Regions from separate parts of the Mus musculus genome. Here regions 1 and 3 are each linked to region 2. Evidence: chromatin loops called from intact Hi-C (ENCODE). Cell type or tissue: heart. All regions are shown on one strand.

Evidence for each region. Peaks named below come from ENCODE experiments on the same cell type or tissue, not always from the same donor. Only the 100,000 strongest peaks of a DNase experiment are listed, where the experiment ranks them.
Region 1: it touches region 2 in a loop (6-fold over the local background); 29 of 42 quality-filtered maps call a loop at or near these places.
Region 3: it touches region 2 in a loop (5-fold over the local background); 3 of 42 quality-filtered maps call a loop at or near these places.

What each region holds. Positions count from the first base shown.
Region 1 is chr1:80,101,886-80,109,885 of GRCm38, reverse strand. No RefSeq gene overlaps it. Among named protein-coding and RNA genes, the nearest start is that of Gm23934, 30 kb to the left of the region's middle. In heart, a CTCF peak has its summit at 3,373 (motif pointing right); no DNase peak of the experiment used is centred here.
Region 2 is chr1:79,783,046-79,791,045 of GRCm38, reverse strand. Gm39666 (a long non-coding RNA gene) reads right to left here and starts at 2,795. Exons shown (of 3, transcript XR_865569.3): 1 at 2,764-2,795; 2 at 2,121-2,277; 3 at 1-313. In heart, a CTCF peak has its summit at 4,355 (motif pointing left); no DNase peak of the experiment used is centred here.
Region 3 is chr1:80,405,155-80,413,154 of GRCm38, reverse strand. No RefSeq gene overlaps it. Among named protein-coding and RNA genes, the nearest start is that of Gm38673, 19 kb to the left of the region's middle. In heart, a CTCF peak has its summit at 4,435 (motif pointing right); no DNase peak of the experiment used is centred here.

The sequences.
Region 1 (8,000 bases), 320 kb before region 2:
AGTAAAGAGCTTAAGACTCTTCCTAGTCCCTTAGGAAATATGACATCATTTCAAAATCCTCTGTCCTCTGAAGCAGGGTGAATCTTTGATGGTGATGGTTCATCTCGGTGTAAGAAAAGGTGATCATGTGAGATTAGGCGTCTGAAACTCCTGCATAGAGTAACAAGGAGGAAATTTTCATAGTTAACATGAAGCTGTGAAATAAAACAAGTACCAGTGGGCATTGCTAGTCCCTGCATGTGTGCCCCTGTCATTCAGAGCATCCTAGCTCTTGTGGTGAGCATCAGCTGACAAGATGATAGAATCACCTGGAAGATGGGCCACTGGGCATACATGTAGGAGATTATCTTGATTTCATTGTTGGAGGTGAAAAGGCCTCCCTACTGTGGGTGGTACCACTTCCTCACTGGGACCCAGGACTACAAAAATGAAGAAAGTGAAGCAAGCATCTGGCAGGTATTCATTGCTTTACTCAGAATGGGACTGGATGCTGCAGGCTCCTGATGCCTCAACTTCCCACTGTGGTGAACTCTGCCTTAAACAGTGAGCTTTTGTTACATTATTTCTTATCACAGCAATGGGAAAAGAGACCAAGATACCAATCAAACCTCCTGTTTGGACTTGGTATTTTGAGATATATGGTTCACAGGCTGATTTTTGCGTTTTCACCATCACCTAAACAGAGTCTGTTTGTGTTTTCGGAGACTTGGAAAATCTCAGGCTTCCCTTCATCATCAGCAGTCAGGCCAACCTCTAAATGGGAATAGTGAAGATCATGGGGCTTACCAAAGATATGTGCATCGTGTTAGATGACAGTTTGTGTGGTGGTTTAAATATGCTTGGCCCAAGGGAGTGGCACTATTAGGGGGGTATGGTCTTGTTGGAGTAGGTATAGCCTTGTTGGAGGAAGTGCATCACTGTGGGCATGGGCTTTAAGACTCTCATTCTAGCTGCCTGGAATCCAGTCTTCTCCTAGCTGCCTTTGGAACAAGATGTAGAACTCTCAGCTCATCCACCATGCCTGCCTGGATGTGGCCATGCTCCCTCCTTGATGATGAGCTTCTGAACCTGTAAGCCAGCCCCAATGAAATGTTGTCCTTGCAAGAGTTGTCTTGGTCATGGTGTCTGTTCACAGCGATAAAATCCTAACTAAGACAGTTTGAATATGCTTTACCATATGATTGACCATGAAGTACCCCAGTGTGTTTGTTGCAGACATGGGCTGCATGGCACGGCTCCAAGCAATAGCAGATTTCTATAGTGAGAATATATATGCACAGTTTCTCTAAGTGAGTAAATTATCTTGACAAGTAGAACAATACTAAACACTGCACAGTCATCCAAACTGACCTGGGTCTGTGCTTTCTTGCCCATGAGAATGGCTTCTGTAGAGAATCCTAAAGTGCTTTGGAAAACCCTTTGATTCTTGCTTCCTGAAAGGTCAGAGAGATCAGCCAAGTCTCAGCTGTTGGTTTGATAGTGAAAGAATTCATGGCTAGCTACTTGCAAGGAGATGAAGCAAAACCAGAAACTTTTAAGGGGCGTTATTTCCTCTATCACAGCTACCTTTAAATTCTCCTTCTTTCTGCCAGGGTTGGTGCTAAGTCATGAATATTCATGTCTTCAGGATTTCCCACATGATACACATTATTGGCTGGCAGTTTGAGCCTCTGTATGCAAGTTTCTGGTAAAATGACTGAAACCTAAAACTTCTACTCAAATTCTCCTTATTCAACAACAAAACAAGATACCTCCCCACCCCTCAAAAACAAAAACAAAAAACCTAGGAATGCATTCTTGGTAAGACCTGCTGTTTTAAAACCTGCCCCTATAGAGATAGACACATTTTCAGCCAGTGTTATCCAGACAGGATATGACTTCATGGACACCAATAAGTGTGAATTTTGAAAAACCAAGATGTTTCTCTGCCACCTCTAAAGGGCAAAGCCACATCCTAGCTGATCAAGAGGTCAGATTGGCAAAACTTGAACAAAGGTCACTAGACTCTTTGGCATCCTGACAAAAATTGTTTGTTATTGTAATTTCTTAGGTTTGCCCTTAGGAAATTTCTGGTAAGCCCCATGGTCTTCACTATTGTCATATAGCAGTTGACAACCAAGTCACAGTCTGACGGCTGCTGAGGAAGGGAAGTATGAGGTTTCCCAGGTCTCTGCCAACATGACACAAACATGCTCTATTTAAGGGATGGTGAAAACAGAAGCGAGAAATAATTACAAATATAAAATTATATTGTATAAATTAATATTGCTAAGTCATACACACACTGATTTTTTTTGGGTTTTATCATTTTAGACTGCTACAGAGTACTTCGGTTATTAACAGTAGTTAGTTATGCACTAACAGCATATGGCTGGATGTAGCAAAGGGCTTCTAATATCATTGTAACACAAAGCTTACAGTCATTTCCAAGGGCTGACCATTTTGTGTGTGAGGAACTTTAGGCCAAAATAGACTAGTTTTAGTTAAAACTTTACTATACTATTAACTATTATAATGTCTATAAAATACTGTTAACTATAGTAAGTAAGTCTACTTATCTAGAGAGAAAGCATGGTTTGTACAGTTCTGGTTTCTTAGAATCCTGCTTGTGAGGAGCAGGGGAAAACCTGGGAGAACAATAATATAAAGGTTCACAGAGGATGTGTGTATGTGTGTGTGTGTGTGTGTGTGTGTGTGTGTGTGTGTGTGTGTGTGTGTGAGAGAGAGAGAGAGAGAGAGAGAGAGAGAGAGAGAGAGAGAGAGAGAGGCTCCTGCCTGGAATCAGCTAGCTATTCTATTCTTATTCTGGAGGAGAAGGGGATAACCAAAGAGGAGGAGACCCTGAGGAGAAAACTTGCTCCCATAACCAAACTAGGGTGATGCTTCCCATTGGACTTTGACTACTAAGTCATAATATTTATGTCTATGCAAATGTGAGAGAGGATCAATTTTACCCTGCACATCTATATTTAGATGCCCTTTCCCCTCACTGAATAAGGAAGTGTTTGTTCTTAGGTAGGCTAAGAATGGTAGGCCAGAATTCATGCTTTTTTTAGTAAAAGAGTTTCTTGGAAGGGAAAGAAGACAGTCACCAAATGAAGGCACTTGTCTATCTTTTGAAGAATGGAAGACTATTCATATAGGTGTCTAAAGATATTGGATAGTTTTATTCTTAGTAGTGCTTAGGATTCAGCAAAGATATGGGGGTGTATGGATATAAAGAATAATAGTATATCAGATTAATGAAGGATTAGGTGATGCTCTGTAACGGTAGTAAGAGCTGTTGGGAGGAATCAAATTCTTGCATGACTATACTATCAACCATGCGTAGTATCTGTGGGCTATGACATTAAAGTCTGATAATGATAAAATTTACCAGCAGGGGGTGCAGCTACCCTAAATTTCCTTTTGTGACTGACAGGTTCCTTTCAGAGTGTCTCTTTTCATACAAGAGTAGACTAATTGTAACTCCATCAAATAACTCAGATCTCATCACCATGACACTGTCTAAGATTGAGTATTAGCTAGAAGGGATGGGAGCCCAGCTGTCATCTCCACTTGCTTTGTTTTTGGCCAAGAGGGTCTGCCCCAGGCAGCTGGCTCCCAAATGTCCTTCAGTGGCAACAAGGGGATAAGAGAAGATTGTATGGAAGGATTAATAGACCCCTATCAGCTTTACTGAAAACCATTACAACACACCATCTGACAATAGGAAGTTGACATATTTCCTTGAAATCGCCACCATTTGCATAGCTGCTTAAAGAGGGAGATCTTCATACTTGAAGAATTCAAGCATTGGTGATCGTGTGAACAAATGCTCAGTGAACTTACCAGCAGACACTTTCTTCAAGTCCTTGCAGCTCCCTACATGTTCTTGTTCTGTTCTTTGGGATCCCATGGGTCTACCTAGGGTTTGACCCCTTGCTCACGTCTGCTCCATAAGCTGGAATTGCAGAGCGAGTGTTGCCGGCTGCAGTCCGGGCTTTGGCCCATGTGTCTTTTCACACTTGGGGTGCAGCTGCTTCTGTGATGTTTTCTCACAAACCTGATGTTCTCTGGATTCTCCTCCCAGCACTCCTCAGGGGTGTTCTAACACCAGCACCAAGAATGGATGGGGAGATCCCTAACTCTCTGGGTTCCCAGATTCCAAGCTCCCATGTTACAGCCACTTGCCTATTTTTCTAGAATCTGGAATCAATCATAGTGTGATTTATACTGTAGCCTTCTAGGTTCGAATGCAATGGAGCAAGTTCTAAAGAAGCCAGGGAAGACCGCTGCCACCCCAGCTAGCACTCACATAGAAGCCCTTTATATTCTAGAATGTTCCTTGGGATTTTATATCATCCTTTTCTCCTCATTTATTATTTGTCTCCAATGTCATTTCCATTCTGTATTTTTATTTTGCATTTTCACTCCTCTACCTCTGCCACGACTGCCTCCTCCTCTTCTTTTTCTTCTTCTCCCTCCTCCTTCCTCTCTTCCTTCTCCTCCTCCTCCATCCTTCCTTCTGTTTTGGCTATAGCAAAATACCCAGAAAATTGACAAAGAAACCTGGCAACTTTTAGCTTTGAAGCTAGACAGTAGCCTGCTTTTTAACAACACAGAACTCTGTGCCTTTTCCTACTACGGATACTTCTAGAAGGACCACCAGGTGTTGTGTGACACTATTTCTGGGGGGGATGTAAACAAACTTCTCACCCCACATAGGGACCAAAAATAAAACAAACAAACAAACAAAAAAACCAGAAACCATGGTCCAAGCTGGTGAAACAATGTGTCTGTTGAGGTTACTCCCAGAAATTTGAGTGATGGAGTTCTTATAGGGGTATGGGTAAGGAATTACAGGGACGTAAAGGACTCACATACAGCTGCAGCACCAAAAGCACATCCCAGACTGGTTGACAGCTCATGGGAGTTGGACATCCACTGAACAGCCTTCAGGGAGCTCAGTGGTTTGGAGAATGTCCTTCCCAGGTTAGATCAGCAGGTCTGCGCTTCTTCCAGGCAGTTCTGGTCTAAGAGTGTCCTCAGTAGTACTTACTGCATGTATAATCTTAGAGAGGGAGGTACCCTAGAGAGTCTGCTCAGTTTCAGGGACTTCTTGAAGTTATTGGGGGTTGTTTACTTCCTGAGCTTGAGAAGTCTACTGGAAGGATAGGATGTTTCACCCTCACTTCAGCATCCTGTGTGTTAATGAGATTCCCTCCAAGATGGGAGGCTTTTATCTTGGAGGAAACTGCTATAGGACACCAGGGTTGGGGATGACTAAAGGGGAATAAAATCAAGAAAAATATCACCAATGGAAAAGGGAAGCTTATTTATTGAGGAAGTGGGTAATAAAAAAAAAAAAAAAAGACAGGAGCAGATTTGCTAGGGTTTAGATCTTAAATATTCCTAAAGGCCATGTGTTGATTCCCAGCCTCTGATGCTATTGAAAATTAGCAAAGCCTGTAGTGGGTGGAGCCTAGTGGAAATGAAAGGAAGTTAGGATATGGAAAGCTAACAGGAGGGTAAATTAAACCTCTCTTCCCGCCAATGAAAGGTGATATGTGCTCATCTTCTTTAAATGTATGCTTTCTTTATTTCCTTCTGTCTCATTTTCCTATGGGACAGCGTGGAGTAAGCGTTTAAATGCCAGAAAACTGAGCTGGATGAGGAAGGGTTAGGGAGACCCAATTTGAATGAAAGGCTGGAGGCTGTAGAACTAATTTCAGATCCTTACCATCCCAGATTGATCACTTGGAAGTCACTGTGACAGAGAGAATGTTTTCAGGCGCCCAAAACCTTGGACAATGTCTTCACATGAGAGAAGTTCTTAGCAACTCTCATTCTTTCTGGTATTCCTGAATTCATTGTCTGAAAACTCTACCCTTGATCTAAATCCCAGCCCTCAAAAACTGTGTCGCCTATGTCCAAAGAGAAACTCACTGACACATTACTGGAAAGACCTAAGAACAAGTTGTCACTTATTGCTGCCATCTCAGAAGTGAAGTGTACCATGGCTATTAAAAACACAAATGCTCTTGTACTTAATCTTACTAGACATGTATAAATTAAAAATCTGACAAGACCAAATACATATTTTCATTGAATTAAGTGATTATATACATACATATGTTATTACTAAAATGTACACATTCCATGGAATTAGTAGCAATGATTAGGTCAAGGTACATAATCATCAGTAAATTCACAGAATTCTGGGAAACACTGAGAGAGCCACCCTCTTACGCCTCAGCAACCCTCATTCCTTCTGACATTTGCTGTGCCTGTGATTTTTTTTCAGATAAGAACAGGAAATAGAGAGGCTGTATGGTTTTGCCCGGGAACGCAGTTCAGAACTCTGGCTTCCAACTAAGCAGTATTTCTTGAAGGGTTATAACCTAAAAGCCTTAGGTGAACCCAGAAGCTCTGGGCAGGAGAGTTGCCCAGACTGATAACATTGTGGAAATTTCCCATGAGAAGATCTACATACGAAATGTATCTACCACTAGCAGATTGCTGGGGAACTGACTGCAGATGGACTTGTACTCTCTTCTCCATCCTCCAAGACCTCCATGCCACATGCACTTACTCTCCTCTTGTGCACGAGCTCTAGCCTCCAGGTGTTCTGGTTGAAAGAACATTCTGAGTCTGACGAGGCCTCTCTGCTTCCTTTTTATTTCTAATCAAAATCATGTTATTATCCATATTGAATTGAAGATGTTTCAATTTAATTCATTTTTTGTACTAGTTTACTACTTAGGTGGATATTACTATTCCACTGATTAAAAACTTGGATCCCATCAACATTCAGTCATAAATGGGAGAGGTGTTCATGAGGCCTGGCCTCTCTGTAGAGAACTATGGCAGTTGATAGTTCCTGTGGAAGGGCAGTCAATATCTTGAGTGGCATAACCACAGATCAGTTACCAGTGCTTCAGTGCACAGCTTCACCCTGATGCCTATTTGGTGGCCTGGGTAAACTCAGTGGGTGAAAGAACATGAGCAAAAACAAAATAAAAATATATAATAGAGAAGGAGGGGAGGATTGGTAAGGGGGACAAAATAAGAGATGGTGGGGTGATGTAACCAGAAGATATTATATGCTTATTTGAAATTAATTAACCAAATTAATTTTAAAAAGAAGAAATATGTAAATACACATATATCAATGTATATTTACGTGTATATGTGTGTATATGTATATCTTATACAGACACTCTAGATCTAAGTAATTTGTCTACAAGCTATCAAAAAGAACCATGAGTTATACAAGCTACTTGCAGGTGATTCTTTACACTGATATATTTAATAAGATAAATTCAGTGTCTTTCTGTAAATCTGGAGATTCAGAATCTCCAGCAGAATGCAAGCAAGAAGAAGCATTGTTTCTTTGGGTGCCTACATGCCATATTCAGTTTTTGAGGCTACATGTCTCTCCCATTTCATTAAAATCCTACCAGTGTTGCCCTTGATCAAATTCCATGTCCTGACAAAATAGTAGGTCATAACTATGTAATGGTGAGACTGTAAGCAACCTCCACTATAACCAACCCCTAAGGCATGACTGTGTCTGTCCCTGTTACTCTGTCCAGAACATGGGGATTTGGGAGACACTAGTATAGTCATGACTCTGCAAGTTGTAGATGTGGGGACTTAGCATACCCCGTCATACTCTGTCTCCTATACATACACTCATTTCCTCTGCTACATGTAGCTCCCAAACACCTCCTTCCTCTTGATTCTCCCAGCTTAGAAATTTTTATCTCCATGAAATGTATTATGTTTAGTGATAATATATGTATGTACATATCATCACTTAATGAATATATGTAATCAGGCTTGTAAGATAATTTATCCATCTCTGGTAAGATATTAAAACAACTAATGCATGTGGTACACCTTATGTTTAGCATAAATAATAATGAATAAATTTTAGGGTTAACTGAGAACCCCGCAAATGAACACCCAGTTACAGCTTTTCTGACCTTTCTTTGTCATTTCTGTCTTCCCAACTT
Region 2 (8,000 bases):
CACTGACCCAGATATGCTAGATGCTCTGATGTCTTACTGGCCTATCAAGTGTTTGTCCCATGAAGTAAATAATGACAGGTGACCTGGAAAAAAATTCCAATCATCCAGAACTTTACAATAGAATTCAAGGAGTATCCCTTATGCCTGTCACTTTGGGCTTTTTGATATTGTAGCTGTTTTTGTTTTGTTTTTTTCTGAAAATGAAGAACTGAGTGACTTCTGAGCTTCATATGGAAGGAGTCTGAAGAACTACAGTGGCTCCATGCGTCAACAGGGCACCAAACATTCCCTTCCAGGACCCATCAGTGGTGACCTGTGGGAGAGAGGAGATCTGGTGATAGTCGTGTTCTTAAGTTTCCTGTGAATGTTGAAATGTGTTCTCTGCCTACTGAGAATCTACTTGAAGGTGCCACAGAGTGGGTAGCCATTGCTGTTCTTTTTCACACAGGATCTCAAGCTCTGTGTAGCTAAGGATAACCTTGACCGTCTGAGCCTATTGCCTCTCCCTCACAAGTGCTGGGATTACAACCATGGGTCACCATGATTAGTTCGTGTGCTCCTGGGGCTTTGTGTGTACTAGGCAGGCACTCAACAATTACATCTCCAGCGAACAAAGCCCTCCCTGAAGACTCCCAAACTACTGCACTCTTAAAAGGATTTTTAATTTTTTTGATGTTATAATTATGTCATTTGCTCCTTCCCTTTCCTCCCTTTAAGTCCACCCATGTGCCACTCTCCCTCCTTGCTCTCTTTCAGATTTGTGGTCTCTTCTTCTTTAAGTTTTCTTTAAGTGCTAGTGTGTGTGTGTGTGTGTGTGTGTGTGTGTGTGTGTGTGTGTGTGTGTGTGTGTTCCTACATATGTAAGCACAACATGTTTGGTGTATATAATGTTTCTTTTATGTATTTTTTGAGACTCACTGTTTGCTATTGGATAACGTGCTCTTCCTTGGGGAAGACTTTCTCCCTCTCTCAGGCTTCCTCAGTTGCCTGTAGTTCTTTGTCTGGGGTTGAGAGCTTATTAGCTTTCCTCCTTCTACATTAGCATGTCTGTTGGTGCTTTCCTTGTTCAGGTCATGTTTAGGCAGCTATGGTGTTTAATCCTCATCTCCAGGAGACACACTATCTTAGCAAACTTCTTGTACCTCTGGCTCTTAATTGGCCCTGTCTTCCACAGTCTTCATGGAGTCTTAGATGCAGGATTTGTGTTGTAGATGTATCAGTTGGGACTGGGTTTCACAGCTCTGCAATTTATTTATTTATTTATTTATTTATTTATTTATTTATTTATTTACTTATTTATTTTTAGTTGTAGTTTTCTGTAGTGGGCTCCTGCTGCAAAAAGATGTTTCCTTGATGAGGTGTGAGGTCTCCACTTATCTGTGGGTATTGGGGTAATATTTAGAGTATAGTTGGGGATCATGATGGTTTACTAAAGTAGCAGTAGTAGGTTTTTCAAGATCTACAACTTCACTACCCCTAGGTAGTTGGCTAGGTTCCCAGTACCAGGCACGGCTTCCCTCTTGTTAAGTGAGTCTTAATTTCAATTAGAGAGCTGTTGGTTACTGCCAAGGTATGCCTGCGTGAGAACATTGTATTTATATAGGTGGCTGGGTAAAGTGGCACAGACCATTAATCCCAGTACTTGCCAGGCAGATGCAAGTGAATCTCTGAGTTTGAGGCCAGCAGAGAGAATTCCAGGACAGCTAGAACTACATAGAGAAACTCTGACTCAAAAATAAATAAAAGTGCACATTTACGTATATATGTATGTATGTATGTATGTATATGCAGCTCACATGTATTATAGGTATTAGGTTGCTAGATAACACTTTGATTCCTCATAACTCTCAGACATCCTTATGGTTATTTTACTCTTCCCCTTCTGTATTTATCTCCCTCCCCTCTTCCTAACTATCCCCACCCCAATTTTTCCTGTTCTCAGTCCCCCCTTCCCCCATTTTACTTTCCTGGTTTGTACAGTTACTCCAGGTTCTATATTCACACCTCAATAGTTGAGCTGGGAGGCTCCGATGACAGGGAACATGCAGTATGTGTCTCCCTGGGTCTGGGCTTCCTCGTTCAATATGATTTTCTAGTTCCACCCATTTATATGCAGTTACCTGTCCATGAGCTCATCTTCTTCCAGCTGAGAGGTATCCATAAAGGGCATAGTGTGTATGTAGCACATCTTTACTGTCCATTCATTGCATGAAGGCCATGGACTTCACTTCATAGCTGCTGTGAGCAGAGCAGTGGTGAACATGGCTGAGCAAGTATCTGTGGAGTAAGATGTTGAGCCTTTGGACAGATGCCCAGGAATGGTATAACTAGGTCGGATGGCAGATTTATTTTTAACATTTTGAGAATTCTCCACACTGATTTCCAGAGTGACTGGGTCAATCTGCAGTCCCAACAACCCACATCCCCTCCAGCATTTGCCAAACCAACCACTTTCCCCTTCTCTCTTGAGTCTTGAGGAAAGATACAGATGTGATCTAAATGAAAAGCTTGCTAAATTGAAATCGCATTTCTCCATTATACCCACAAAACTGTTGATTAACACTTAATTAACCGAATATCATGTGGCAAAATAGAAGTGAACTTTTAGCAGTCCAGCCTCCAGCTGGAGTCAGTGAGCCCAGCTCTAAGCTAAGAATGTGACAGGCTGAGGAACAGCCCTTCCAGGATGCGACAACTGTCTTAGAGCCAAGAACTGAGTCCCCACGGCCACCCATCAGGCTCCCCATAAGCATCTCTATGTACTCAGTCCATCAGTGTTGGTGTGGTCAGCTGAGCATTCCCCACCTTTGTCTCATCAGCTGTAGGTCACTGTGAATGTCTCCAGGCCTTTGTGATGTATCTTCAGCAAGCTACTCTCAGGTTTTAAAGTAACCTTTTCTCCCTCTGCAGATGACCTCCTCTTGTCTGCAGAGAAAGAATGAGAATGAATCAAACTTATTAGAACATTTTGCAACTTTAATATACCATGACTCTGGCAAAAAGTTACTCTATGAATAATCAAGTCATGCAGGTCTTTCCTCAATGCCAGGGACAGTTAGGTCTATAGTTTTTCGTTTTCTCCATTACTTTTTTCTCCAAGGACATTTTTCTCTTCTTTTCTTTTCTTTTAGAGATTTATTTCTTTATTATATATAAGTACACTGTAGATGTCTTCAGACACACCAGAAGAGGGCATCATATCTCACTACAGATGATTGTGAGCTACCATGTGGTTGCTGGGATTTGAACTCAGGACCTCTGGAAGAGCAGTCAGTGCTCTTAACCGCTGAGCCATCTCTCCAGCCCAACATTCTTCTTAACTCATTAGTTTTGTATTGTTAGTGAATGGCAGGCAGCTGAATACACAAGAGTTAGTGGTAAATGCAATCTCCACCAATTGAGCATTCCCTTTTCAGAAGTTTGTGCCTGTGCTGTGAGTTGTTTAACTTACTTTTTGTTGTTCTTTTGAAATAGGGTCTTACTGTATAGCCCAGGCTGGCTTTGAACTTGTGAACTTCTGGCCTCAGCATTTCTCATCTGAGTGCTGGGACTTGATTCACCAAAATCAGTTTGTGATCTGTGATAACGACTTTGGGGGAGAGGGGTAAGAAATAGAGAGTGAGTACATCGGCGTCTTCCAGAGTTGGCAGGCCTCCAACTTGTATTGCCGAAGCTAGCCTTGAACTCAGATCCGACACCTCCTGGGTGCTGTCTGTGATGACAGACTTACAGGACCACTCCTGGCCTAAAGCTTTTGATGGCATGAATCTTCTTCTGGTGTGGACAGGGGAAGGAGGGTGTTCTTAGTTTGCAAGATGAGAATAAATCAAGCCATCCTCACTGTTCTGCTGAGAGCAATGGACTTTGTGTGTCCCATACCCAATGTCAAGAGCCATGGATCTCAGGTCTTCAACTACAAGAGTTGTAAGTCTTTACAGGATAGCTGGAAGGGACTGGAAACAGCAGACATCAGAATGCAGGTCTAGAGAGCTCAATGTGTCTGAGTGGACTTTCCAGTAGAAGAGTAAATTAAAAAAAAAATCTTTAATGTTTTTTTATTTTCAGCATCCGTGCAGTTTCCCCTTTCCCTAGTGAAAGGGGGAATGAAGAGCCCAACACTCACATCGCGGCATCAGCAATGAAGTTGAAGTATGCACACATCAGATTCCTAATGAGAGCATCCTGAGGGGAAGCCCGAAGTGGGCTAGCTCAGGCAGACACTTCCCTAGAGTAGTAAAGCTGTGTGGGGCCTGGAAAAGCCATGTGACATAATCATAGGCTGTGTACTCACACATCCTCTCTTTCCAAAGAGGAAGACAGTGGTCCCCGCTAGGTTTGTGACATCCTAAGTTGTGCTGTAGGCCTGGAGCACCATCTTGTGGTCAGGATCAGGCCAGAACTAAAAAAGAAAAAATAACCCCCCCCCCTTTTCTTCTTTTTTCGATATTTTGATTTTTTTATATTTATTTACATTTCAAATGTTATCCCGTTTCCCCCCACCTCCAGAAAACCCTCTATCCCATCCCTCCTCCCCCTGCTTCTATGAGGGTGTTCCTCCACCTACCCACTCCTGCCTCCCCGCTCTCCATTCCCCTACACTAGGACATTGAGCCTTCACAGGACCAAGGGCCTCTCCTCCCAGTGATGACCAACAAGGCCATCCTCTGCTACATGTGCAGCTGGAGCCTTGTGTACTCCTTTGTTGATGGCTTAGTTCCTGGGAGCTCTATGGGGTCTGGTTGGTTGATATTGTTGTTCTTCCTATGGGGTTGCTAACCCCTTCAGCTCCTTCAGTCCTTTCTCTTAACTCCTCCTTTGGGGACCCTGTGCTCAGTCCAATGGTTGGATGCAAGCATCCACCTCTGTATTTATAAGGCCTCTCAGGAGACAGCCATATCAGGCTCCTTTCAGCGAGCATTTCTTGGCATCCACAATAGTGTCTGGGTTTGGTGACTGTATATGGGATGAATCCCCAGGTGGGACAGTCTCTGGGTGGCCTTTCCTACAGTCTCTACTCTACACTTTGTCTCCATATTTGCTCCCGTGAGTATTTTGTTCCCCTTTCTAAGAAGGACTGAAGTACCCACACTTTGGTCTTCCTTCTTCTTGAGCTTCATGTGGTCTGTGAATTGTATCTTGGGTATTCGAAGCTATAAAAATAGCTCTTGTTTGTACCTTTCTTAACCAGAACTATAAAATACATTCTCTTGTGACTACCTAAGACGTTGAGAATAATGTTTTCCGTTTTTTATATGCATATAGTAAAATATGCATCCATAATATGCAAAGTAACAGAACTTATGTACGCTTAGAGGTTTGAGCTTCTACTTTTGGTGTAGAACCTTTCGGGCTCAAAAAAAGAAAAATAGAGTGAGAAAAGGCAGGGGATATATAATAATACATAATAAAGTGTAATAAATGACTATCTTTCTCCAGTGCCAAATAATCACTGTCTTTATAACTCAATAATTCCCTTAATTCCCTTACACTTGTGGGGTTTTGGGGGGGAGAGGGAGTTAAGAAAGGGTTTCTCTGTGTAGCCCTCACTGCCCTGAAACTTGCTCCATAGACCAAGGTGGCCTCAAACTCAGTGAGGTCTGCCTGCCTCTGCCTCAAAGGCACATACCACCACCACCCTGTTCCCTGCGATTCTTATGATTGCCTAGACAATGTGGATAAGGCATTGGTCAAAGAGCCAGCACTCTGGGTAAGCACTGGATGAACTTAGTCCAGTGCTCTCCTCAACAGCCTGTAGTCCGCACGTTCCTCTTACCCATGTATAAAGTTTATTCTAGGATCATGAAAAGTTGTGTAGAGATGGATCCAACATTTTAAGCAATTTCATATGGAACTATGGAAAATGCTGATTTTTCCGCATGTTCCAACCCATTGCTGCATTTCAGTGGTTTAAAAAAAAAAAGACTTAAAATAAATATAGCCTAACAACTTGAGTTCAAAGACTGTTTACTTAGAAGTGTGTTGAAAGTATATTCCTTATGAAAAATGTGGCTGTTTTTGCTTGCAGGCTATTTTATATATACTGTAGTTACATTTGTTCCCTGTGTGGCTCTATCCATCTATGTACAGGGTTTAGCAGCTTGAAAGCTGAAGGGAAGTGTCACAGGCCGGTTTTTACACCCAAACTGCTTCCTTTTGCCTCTCTCTGAGTTCAGCCAATATCAAGCAAGTGGAAGTAGACTAGGAATTCAACTTTTCATCCCTAGCAGACTGGGAGGTTCGAGGGCAGTGTGGTTTTAAACCTTCCTAATGCTGTGACCCTTTACTATAGATCCTCATGTTGTGGCGATTCCCCCAACCATACAATTATTCTCATTGCTACTTTGTAACTGTACTTTGGATGCTGTTACAAATCATAATGTAAATATTTTTGGAGATAGCACTTTGTCTACAGGGTCTCCAACCACAGATTAAGAACCACTGTTATACAGCGAAGAGCAGGGAGGGAGGCAAAGAGAAGGAAGACCTGCCCACCGTTTGTTATACTTTCTAGTCATCTCTGTAGTCATCATCACTTGTCATGTCACCAGAAGGCATGGCACCGGGAGCATACAGATGGGATCATAATGAAATTAGAGACAGGTAATCATTCCACCTAAGTGAACGGAGGTCCTGTACCCAAAGATAGGCAAGATAGGTGTGGGTAGGAATTCAGCGAGGTCACCAGACGCTACCGGGGATTGAATTCTCCGTCAGCCACGTAGGTTAAAGTTTTGCAAACTGTCCTAGACCAGAACTCAGGTTTCACTGAGTTTGCCAGCGAAATCGCCAAAGACTAAGAAGAACGCTTACTTAAAGAAACCTGCAACAGATTCTAGGTGGGCTGTGGCATTTTGCACATGCTGGGGCGGGGAGGGGGGGGGGGTTGTTCACCATGCTTGTTGTCTTGTGTTACATGGATGTAACTGACTCCATGGTGTTTCCGAGATACTTTTGTGAAGCTTACTCATGGAGATGTCAAGCTAACGACACTGGCACTGCTGGGTATGGTCTGTTATTCTTGCGATTAACTGAAACTGAAGTTAAAGCAAAACAAAACGAAACAAAAAAAATAAAATTAAAGAAAAACAGAAACAGTGAACCAGGAAGATGAGTTCCAGGCCAGCCTTAACTACTAACGGGATTCAACAAATTAAAAATCAACATTTTACTAAACCTACTGCTTTAGACAACTAGATTCTTCTCACATGCCCTCTGGAAACAGTCTCTGTTAGCTTTGATAATGTGTCTGTTACACAAGACACAGGTTCTACCTCTCTGGCCAGACTCAGCAAGAGGGTTTTGTTTCTCAGGTGGGTTGAGATGTGACTGAGCAGAGGCTGGGGTTGCTGGGGCAGCTAGCTGCCTTCTCCACCCCACTGTTGGAGGCCTTCCCTGCTCAGACCGCAGCATTAAACCATACTGTCTCTCATCTCAAAGGCGTTTCTTTCTAGCTTCAGAATGAATGCTGGGAAGACTTTTGTCACAGGCCTGGGGACTCCGGCTCTTGTTTTCAAAGTGGGGCAGACCTATAGAGACCAGAAACAATACAAAACAAACTCAATGTTATAGCAATCTCGCTCTGGCCTGCAATCATCCCCTACCCTTGTGATCTCTGTCAAATGAACTTAGAAGAAATACAGGGCTTCATGTAGAAGACAGACAGGGATTATTACAGAATAATGAGAGTGGCTACTGAGGAAAACTCTCACAGGTGACTGGCTAATGAGACCATTACAATGACACTATGTGACACTATATAGCTTAAGAGGCTATATACTGTATCTTCTAGTGTCTGGAAGAGTTTTCCTGAGGCATGTTTTCCGGTTTATATGATCAACTGACCCTTTTGAATTAACTCTTGCTGTGTGTTGGGGGTGGGAGGGAATGTTGTCTCTGTCCTTTGAGAGTTCTCTACTAGAAAGTAACTTTCGGACACTTAGGGCAGTGCAGAGAGTCATGTCTCCACCCAGTGCCAGAGATGACTCGGATTCTATTTTTTT
Region 3 (8,000 bases), 620 kb before region 2:
AGGGCAGTAAATGCTACTGCTTGGTGTGCACGGGGCTGGCAACCAAAAAAAAAAAAAATCACCCACTGGTCTTCTTTAAATAAAGATCAGAAACAGGCAATAAAAAACATTCACAAGAGACTTTATTGTGATCTAATTTGCAACATGTTGGGAAGCATAACCAAATAGCAGTCAGGAAAGGAAGTTTCCCCAAATAACCCAAGATGAAATACACCACCACTTACTATATGCCAGTCAGTCACCTGTATATAGGAGCCATTATGGGTCAGGAAGGTGCTTCTCCAACACCTTCTGGAGACTGCTCTAAGGAGATCCAGGCTCATCTGGAGTGCTGCACATAGTTATCCTGAGGTCATCTCAAGCTGCTCTGCACTGTGAGCAAAATGAAACCTTTGTTCCTGCAAGAAAACTGAAGCAGGTGGCCCCAAGGCCAACGCTGTCAAAGAAACAAAGCCTTAGCTACACAGGTGGCTGCTACAGCCACAGAGATTTCCTGAAGTCTTCTCTGGTGTCTGTGGTTTGAAGTTCTCTGGAACAGCTTAACAATTCATGATAAGTTGTTGCTGCCATGATAAGAAATGGCCGGTTGACTGACAACTACAGCATCCCCATGAAAATGGAGCCTTCAGATTGTGCCCAGCTTTCAGGAGCCTAAGCGATACTGATCCTCTAGTACCTCACAGTACTCCTAGACTCAGTACCTGCAGAAAAGGGCAGCAACAGTCCCTTTGGCCTCCACTTGCCTTAAGATAATCATTGCTTAGGGGTAGATACTCCCTGAACTGTCAAGCACAGTGTTTCTTTTCATCCTCATTTTTATATTAATATCATAGTCATAGCATATCTGTTGTCGCAATGTCCCTAAGTGGCAGGAATAGAAGGTGGACATTCCTTCCTTTAAAAAGTAAAATTAGTAAGAACAGTCCATAGATGTCACTCCTACCAATCCTCTTCAATTTCAAAGTTAAAGTTTTCTGGAATTGACTTGGCTTTCTCTCTCTCTCTCTCTCTCTCTCAAACAGGCTCTGCAGTACTCACAGAAAGTTTGAAACATTTTTCTTTTTTTCATTGCACTAAAAATCAAATCACACACTTTAATATAATTGTATATTAAATCTACTTATGATTTTATAAAAATATTTGAGTATAATCAAAACTCTATTTATAGTCCTTGTAATATATATTTGGTTATGCAATATGTTTTCTATAATATTTATTTATAATTATTTATGTATAATGTATAATTTGTAACATTAGAAATGTAATTTAATATAAAATTGTCACATGCATTGCTTTATATCTTATTGGTAAGATATTATCTATATGTATAAAAACAGTTAGCTGCTAGGCAGACCAAATGTCACCAAGTTTACATGTGTTGTCTTGGTGCCTCTCACAGGGTGAGCAGTGAGTGAGCAAACCTCTTCCACTTGCTCCAGAGACCTGAGGAGCTCTTCTGAGACTGGTGCTGAATTATGAATCTATCCTCGAGCCTGCTTTCATTCTTCAAACTTCCCTACAATATCCATCTTATATCCAAAGTTATCCGGTTGCTCTCCTGAAAGTCCCCCAACCATAACCATAAGAAAGAGATCTGCCATCCAAAGCTCATCAGAATGAAAACATCATGCAGACAGTAGGGTCACTGGGCTCCACAGGAGTGCCAAGGAATTTAAATGCTGTCTAACTTGAGCTTTGCCTTGTGAGCAAAAGTCTTGCTCAACTGCTGCAGACCCTTCCCTACAATGACAGACATTCTAGCCATAAGAATGTGTGTGGCTGTTGCTGTACTTACAGGGCACACGTACAGCATCGCTCGCTCTCCCTTAAGCCATTGGTTATTTGGTCAATCAGTTTCACAGATGCTATCTAGGTTAGTTGGGTTTGTTGAAGGTGAAGAACAACATACAGCATGGTGCACAAAGGACTCTCTGTGTTTCATTATTCATTTATCACAAAATGTGCCCCAGACCTTTTACAACCTCAGTAAGTAGGTCTGCAACAACTATCTTTTCTGTCTAGAAAGGGGACCATGTCAAATACAACAGACTATACTATTTGTAAATTTTTTTCATTAATTTACTTATTTATTTATTCACTTTACAACCCAATCACAGCCCCCCCCCACCCTACCTCCCTAACACACAGTCTTTCTCCCTCTTTGCCCCCTCTTCCTCTGAGAAAAAGAGGCCCCTCCTTGGGTATTGCTCCACTCTGGCACATCAAATCACTGCAGGACTAGGAACATTCTCTCCCACTGAGGCCAGACAAGGTGGCCCAGCTAGATAAACAGGATTAAGGGACAGCCCCTGCTCCAGTTGTTGGGGGACCCACATAAAGACCAAGCAGCACATCTGCCACATATGTGCAGGAGGCCTAGGTCCAGCCCATGATTTTTCTTTGGCTGGTGGTTCAGTCTCTGGGGGCCCCAAGGGTCCAGGTTAGTTAACACTGTTGGTCTGGTAGAGTCCCTATCCCCTCCAGGTTCCTCAATCCTTCCCCCAAGACTTTTTTTTTTTTTTAAATTTTAACTGCTTGTTAAATGCTAAGTAATTTTATTGCCAAGAGGTAATATTTCCATGGTGCAGGAAGGCAGCTCAGTTGGTAAAAATGTCTGCTGTGCAAACATAAGAATTTCAATCCCCAGCCCTCAATGTAAGAAACAAAAGCTGGGTGTATGCCTCTCCCCCCACTGAGGATGTGAAGAAGGCAAATCTCTGAGTCTCATTGGCCACCCAAGCCAGCTGAACTGAGATCAGCTGCAAGTTCAAAGAGACCTTGTATTTAAAAAACAAAGAAGGAAGGAAGGAGAAGGAAAATATGGCCCTACCTTAACCCCATGCCTCTGCACAAATGAGCACACTCCTTTGTACATGTTCTACACTCAATACAGAGAGATAGACAGAGAGCAGAACACACACACACACACGTTTATCAGTTCAGGCTAGTAATCATTTTCAGTGTCCTTTAGACACTTAGACACTTTAGACAGAGACATTTTCAAAACATTTTTAAATGATACCTTCCTTTATTAATACAACCCTTAGGGAATATAAAGTAGGTAATATTTACTGACATGCTATTTAAGTTGCAGGAAAATCTAGTCCTCAAAAGAATAATCTCTGGCCAGGATCCTCGATAAGACTTTTCCATACATCTTGTTCAGGTTAAATCAGTAGCCCAATGTTTCTGTGCTTTGTCAAAAAAAGACTTTTTTTTTTTTTTTCTGGTCGTGTAGGTCTGTATCTAAGGGCTTCATCTTACAAGTCAATTCCACATCCTGCCTTGAAGCTCTCTGCTTTGCACTTCCCCGATGCTATAAGTCTTGTTTACTGATTTTGTGCCTGACTGGGAGAATTTATGGTCTGGGAAGAATTGCAGCCAGGGCTCAATCAGCAATTCATCTTCAGCTCACTTTGAACGACTTACCAAAAAAAAAAAAAAAAAAAAAAAAAAAAAAAAACCATTCAGAAGTATGGCATCTTAAAACAAATGTGGGGTTTTTTTTTTTCTCCTTTTGAATGCAGTTTTCCCACATGCTAATAGTAACAGAGAACTGAGTGTTATTGCCTACAGAGTCCTACCATGTACCCATTTCTAAGTTGTTAGGGCTTTGTTTAGCCTTAGAGACGACAGAACAGCATCACCAGAAGCTTGCTATTATGGACGTAAATCATATGACTCTAAAAGCGAGTGTCTGTAGCTTGTGCCATAAATGCTAACATGAATACACTAGAATCTGTCTGGTCAAAGTGGATATGTATCTTTGATGTGTATGTGTGTTTCATAATGAGAGCTATTTTGAGCGAAGACATTTTGTTTAGATTTGGATGTTGTGTTTACCCTGCTTAGTTAGGCCTTCTTCGCAAATGTTTATTAAATCTTCAAAAAGATACAGGTCTCTGTCTAAATCCCTCTAGACTTATCTTTCACACCTTTAGTCATATAGTTTATTAATTGTAGCACATTCCTGGACAAATAGTATAAGGTAGAAATCTAAGCAAAATTTAGTGGCCCTGATATTTCCATACATTCTAGTCTTGACAAATGAACCGAATTATAAAGATGATGTTTAAATAGTTACTCTTGTCGCCATGACAGAGTCGAAGAAATGTGCCACCTCTTGCTAATTAACTGTTGTTTCTTTTGTTTAGTGATTTTTAATTTCCTGCTTATGAAAGGGATTTGTCATTAAAGATCCACTGCTTTATTCAATTAGTGTGATGAGAAAGCCTCAGAAGGGAGGCAAACTGGATTGTCTAATTACCTAAATTGTGCTAATTAGCCCCACGTGGTAAAGCCTTCCACCCTTTGCAAACCTTGAATTCGTGGCCTCTCAAATTAGCAAGTTGCTTTCAGTTGCAAGGTCCTCATGAAGGAGATTGGCATCTTGCCCACATCCTCCTGGGTTCACAATGATGCTGTTAATGTGACCTCTAGAGGGCGATCCTTCCTAATTTTCATAGGCTCTGGCTCCAGAGGCAGGGGCTGGAGGGCTCACTCAGTTTCAAACTAGGCAAGATCCCCTGTGAGGACCACAAAACAGGAAAAGTCACTAAGGCTTCCAAGCTCCCTGTGGCACATCAAGAACTCGTTTTTCACTTCTCAAACCATCCTCTCCCTTCATTGATGTAGTGATCCAGTGAAGTACCATCCACCTGTGTACTGAACCAGGCCATCTTTCGCATGCTACTTTATTTCTTAATATTCCATGTGGACATAGAAATTCAGTATGTGTCCCATCTTCCTCGCTTTTACTTGGTTTTGTTTTCTTACACATAGATTTTACTGCACAAAATAAATAAATAAATCGTTACTAGTAACCAATATGTCAACTAAGAAATGCTGGCTAGCCATGTACTGTGACAATGCACTATATATATATATATATATATATAGTATATAACTGCTGAGAGGCTCTGCCAGTGCCTGACAAATACAGAAGTGGATGCTCACAGTCATCCATTGGACAGAGCACTGGGTCCCTAATGAAGGACCTAGAGAAAGTACCCAAGGAGCTGAAGGGGTTTGCAGCCCCATAGGAGAACCAACAATATGAACTAACCAGTACCCCCAGAGCTCCCTGGGACTAAACCATCAACCAAAGAAAACACATGGTACTCTAGCTGCATGTGTAGCAGAGGATGGCCTAGTCGGTCATCAATGGGAGGAGAGGCCCTTGGTCCTGTGAAGGCTCTATGCCCCAATATAGGGGAATGCCAGGGGCAGGAGTGGAAGTGGGTGGGTTGGGGAGCAGGGGAAGGGGAAGAGGATGGGGAATTTTCGGAGGGGAAACTAGGAAAAGGGATAACGTTTGAAATGTAAATAAAGAAAATAATAATTTTTTTTAAAAAAAGGAATTAAACTCCCCCAAATCATTTTCCAAGGAACTTAATTCTCCTTGATAAAAACAGAATTGAACCTCCAAGTTTTAAGATGCTTATCTGAGATTTAGTTGCAGATCCATGCCCAGTCTAGAATTCCACCACTAGCCTCTGCAAATATTACAAGGACTCACATCCCCTGAGCCCTTCCCATGTGCCAGGAACCACCCGGTGCCTCTCCTGGTATCATTTAATGTAGGTGTATCTTTGGTATGTGCGAGTTCCAGACAACGACTAAGCAATGTGTCCACTCATTTTACAAATGATGACTTTGGTGCTCAGAGATATTAACTGGCCCTGCATTACACTGCTGTAGGTTTAAGTAGAACGGAAGCTACCCTTCCCTACCCAGTCTGTTTTCTTGCCCACTGCTTCTTCATCCATCTGTAAAACCTCCTTAAATGTCCACATCTTATACATTTTAAGTATTTGTTGTCCTTTTTGGTTTTCAAGGATAGTTAAGAGAATTCAGATAAATCTCAGGAAAAGAAGAAGAAGAATAGATTGTTTCAGCCTCTTCACCTCACAGCAAAGCAGACTCGGGTGGCTTGAAATTTTCTAAACCTTGATTGCAGAAGAGGTATTGAATATGTATAAATTGTACCTTCTGGGATTAGATCGCCTACCCTGAAATTTCAGAGCCCTCACCAACACCACTTACGAGCTGACTTTAAACAAGTTACCTGGCTCCTTTAGGCCCCACTTTTTTTTTCCCATTTTTTATTAGGTATTTAGCTCATTTACATTTCCAATGCTATACCAAAAGTCCCCCATACCCACCCACCCCCACTCCCCTACCCACCCACTCCCCCTTTTTGGCCCTGGCGCTCCCCTGTACTGGGGCATATAAAGTTTGCGTGTCCAATGGGTAGGCCCCACTTTTATCATAGAAGCGGGATGACAATGCTTCACAGCTAGGGCTTATGTACATAGCTATATGAAAAGCACTCACGGAATCTGGTCAATACTCCATACATAGGAATTCTTCCTGTGTTTGATGTCAGAGGTGAGAAAGAGGATTAATATCAGGCATTATGAGTACATCACCTTGAAAAGATGATGTATACAACAATTTAGCTTAACAGTGTACTCTCATGTAAACAGTCAGTGTGTATGTGTGTGTATGTTTCTAGTTAAGATGTTGTTTGATTTTTGGTTGGTTGGTTGTTTTTTTTGTTTTGTTTTGTTTTGTTTTGTTTTGTTTTGTTTTGTTTTTTACGAGACAGGGTTTCTCTGTGTAGTCCTGGATGTCCTGGGACTCGCTCTGTAGACCAGGCTGGCCTCGAACTCAGAAATCCGCCTGCCTCTGCCTCCCAAGTGCTGGGATTAAAGGCGTGAGCCACCACGCCCAGCTGTTTGTTTGTTTTTTGTTTTGTTTTTGAGACACAGTTTCTCTGTATAAGCCCTGGCTGTACTGGAACTCACTCTGTAGTCCAAGCTGGCCTCAGACTCAGAAATCCACTGCCTCTGCCTCCCAAGTGCTGGGATTAAAGGCGTACGCCACCATGCCTGGCTGCTTATTTCTTTGAAAAAAAAAAACACTTCGGAATTCAAAAATGTCTTTGCAGGAAAAGAAAAATTCTATCACACCAATCATATTTCCTTTCCATCCAACATTTTGAAAAATTCAATATTTCACCAACAGCTTGGTCTCTATTTCCGGCTATCACCTCTTCCTTCAGAATTAATGGCCCACAACTTCATGGATATTTCCTAATAAACATTGTACCTGACAGCTAAAAGTCTGCTGCACGGTATACACAAGCTGCCTAGCCTCTACTTATTTGCCTTCTGATTTTCTTTATAGTTAGAGTATCCATTCACTATAAAAGTAACTTTTATTTGCTAGACATAATTGTCATCTTAGAGGCTTACTACAGAATAAACTCACCCTTTCTATTTCTCTCTGAACTCTGACTGGCTGATCTCATTCAGCAATGCTGGCTCAAACTCCTCTCCAAGCTGATTGGTTCAATCTGGCTTCTCTCAGCTTCTCACTGAATTGCTCTACTTGGCCTCAAACTAAGTTAACAATCTGTTCTAATCTTCTGGCTCCTTCTCACTCTCTGTCTCATTCTGTCTTCACCTGTGTCTGGCTTGTTCCCTCTGCAACCTGTCTCTGTAGAATTGTCCTGTTAAAATGACCTCTACTGATGAACTTACAAATGAACTCAACTCTACTTCCTGCACTCACTGACTGACTGAAATCAACTGTACAGATTCGAACTGACTCCCAACTTGTTAACTCAACTCCACTGCACTGAACTCAACTGACTGAACAGAACTGACTTCCAATTCCCCTCTCCCTTCCTATGCTGCTCTTAAATAGTCTCCCTTTCCTGTCTGTTCTTGTGAGAGTTGAGTGTATGCTATCTCTGACTCATTCTGTCAAATCTTTATCTGATTCATCACTTTGTCTGCCTCTCAACTACATATCACTTTGTGGCTGCTTCCTTCTACAAACTAACCTTATCTACATTGTTTGGGATTAAAGGTGTGTACTTAGGGGATGTCTATATTCCAGCCAGAGCCATGTTGTAAAAAATAAATATTATTATAAATTATATTATTGATAATAATTTATTATTAATATTATTATATTTATGTCTGTATTCC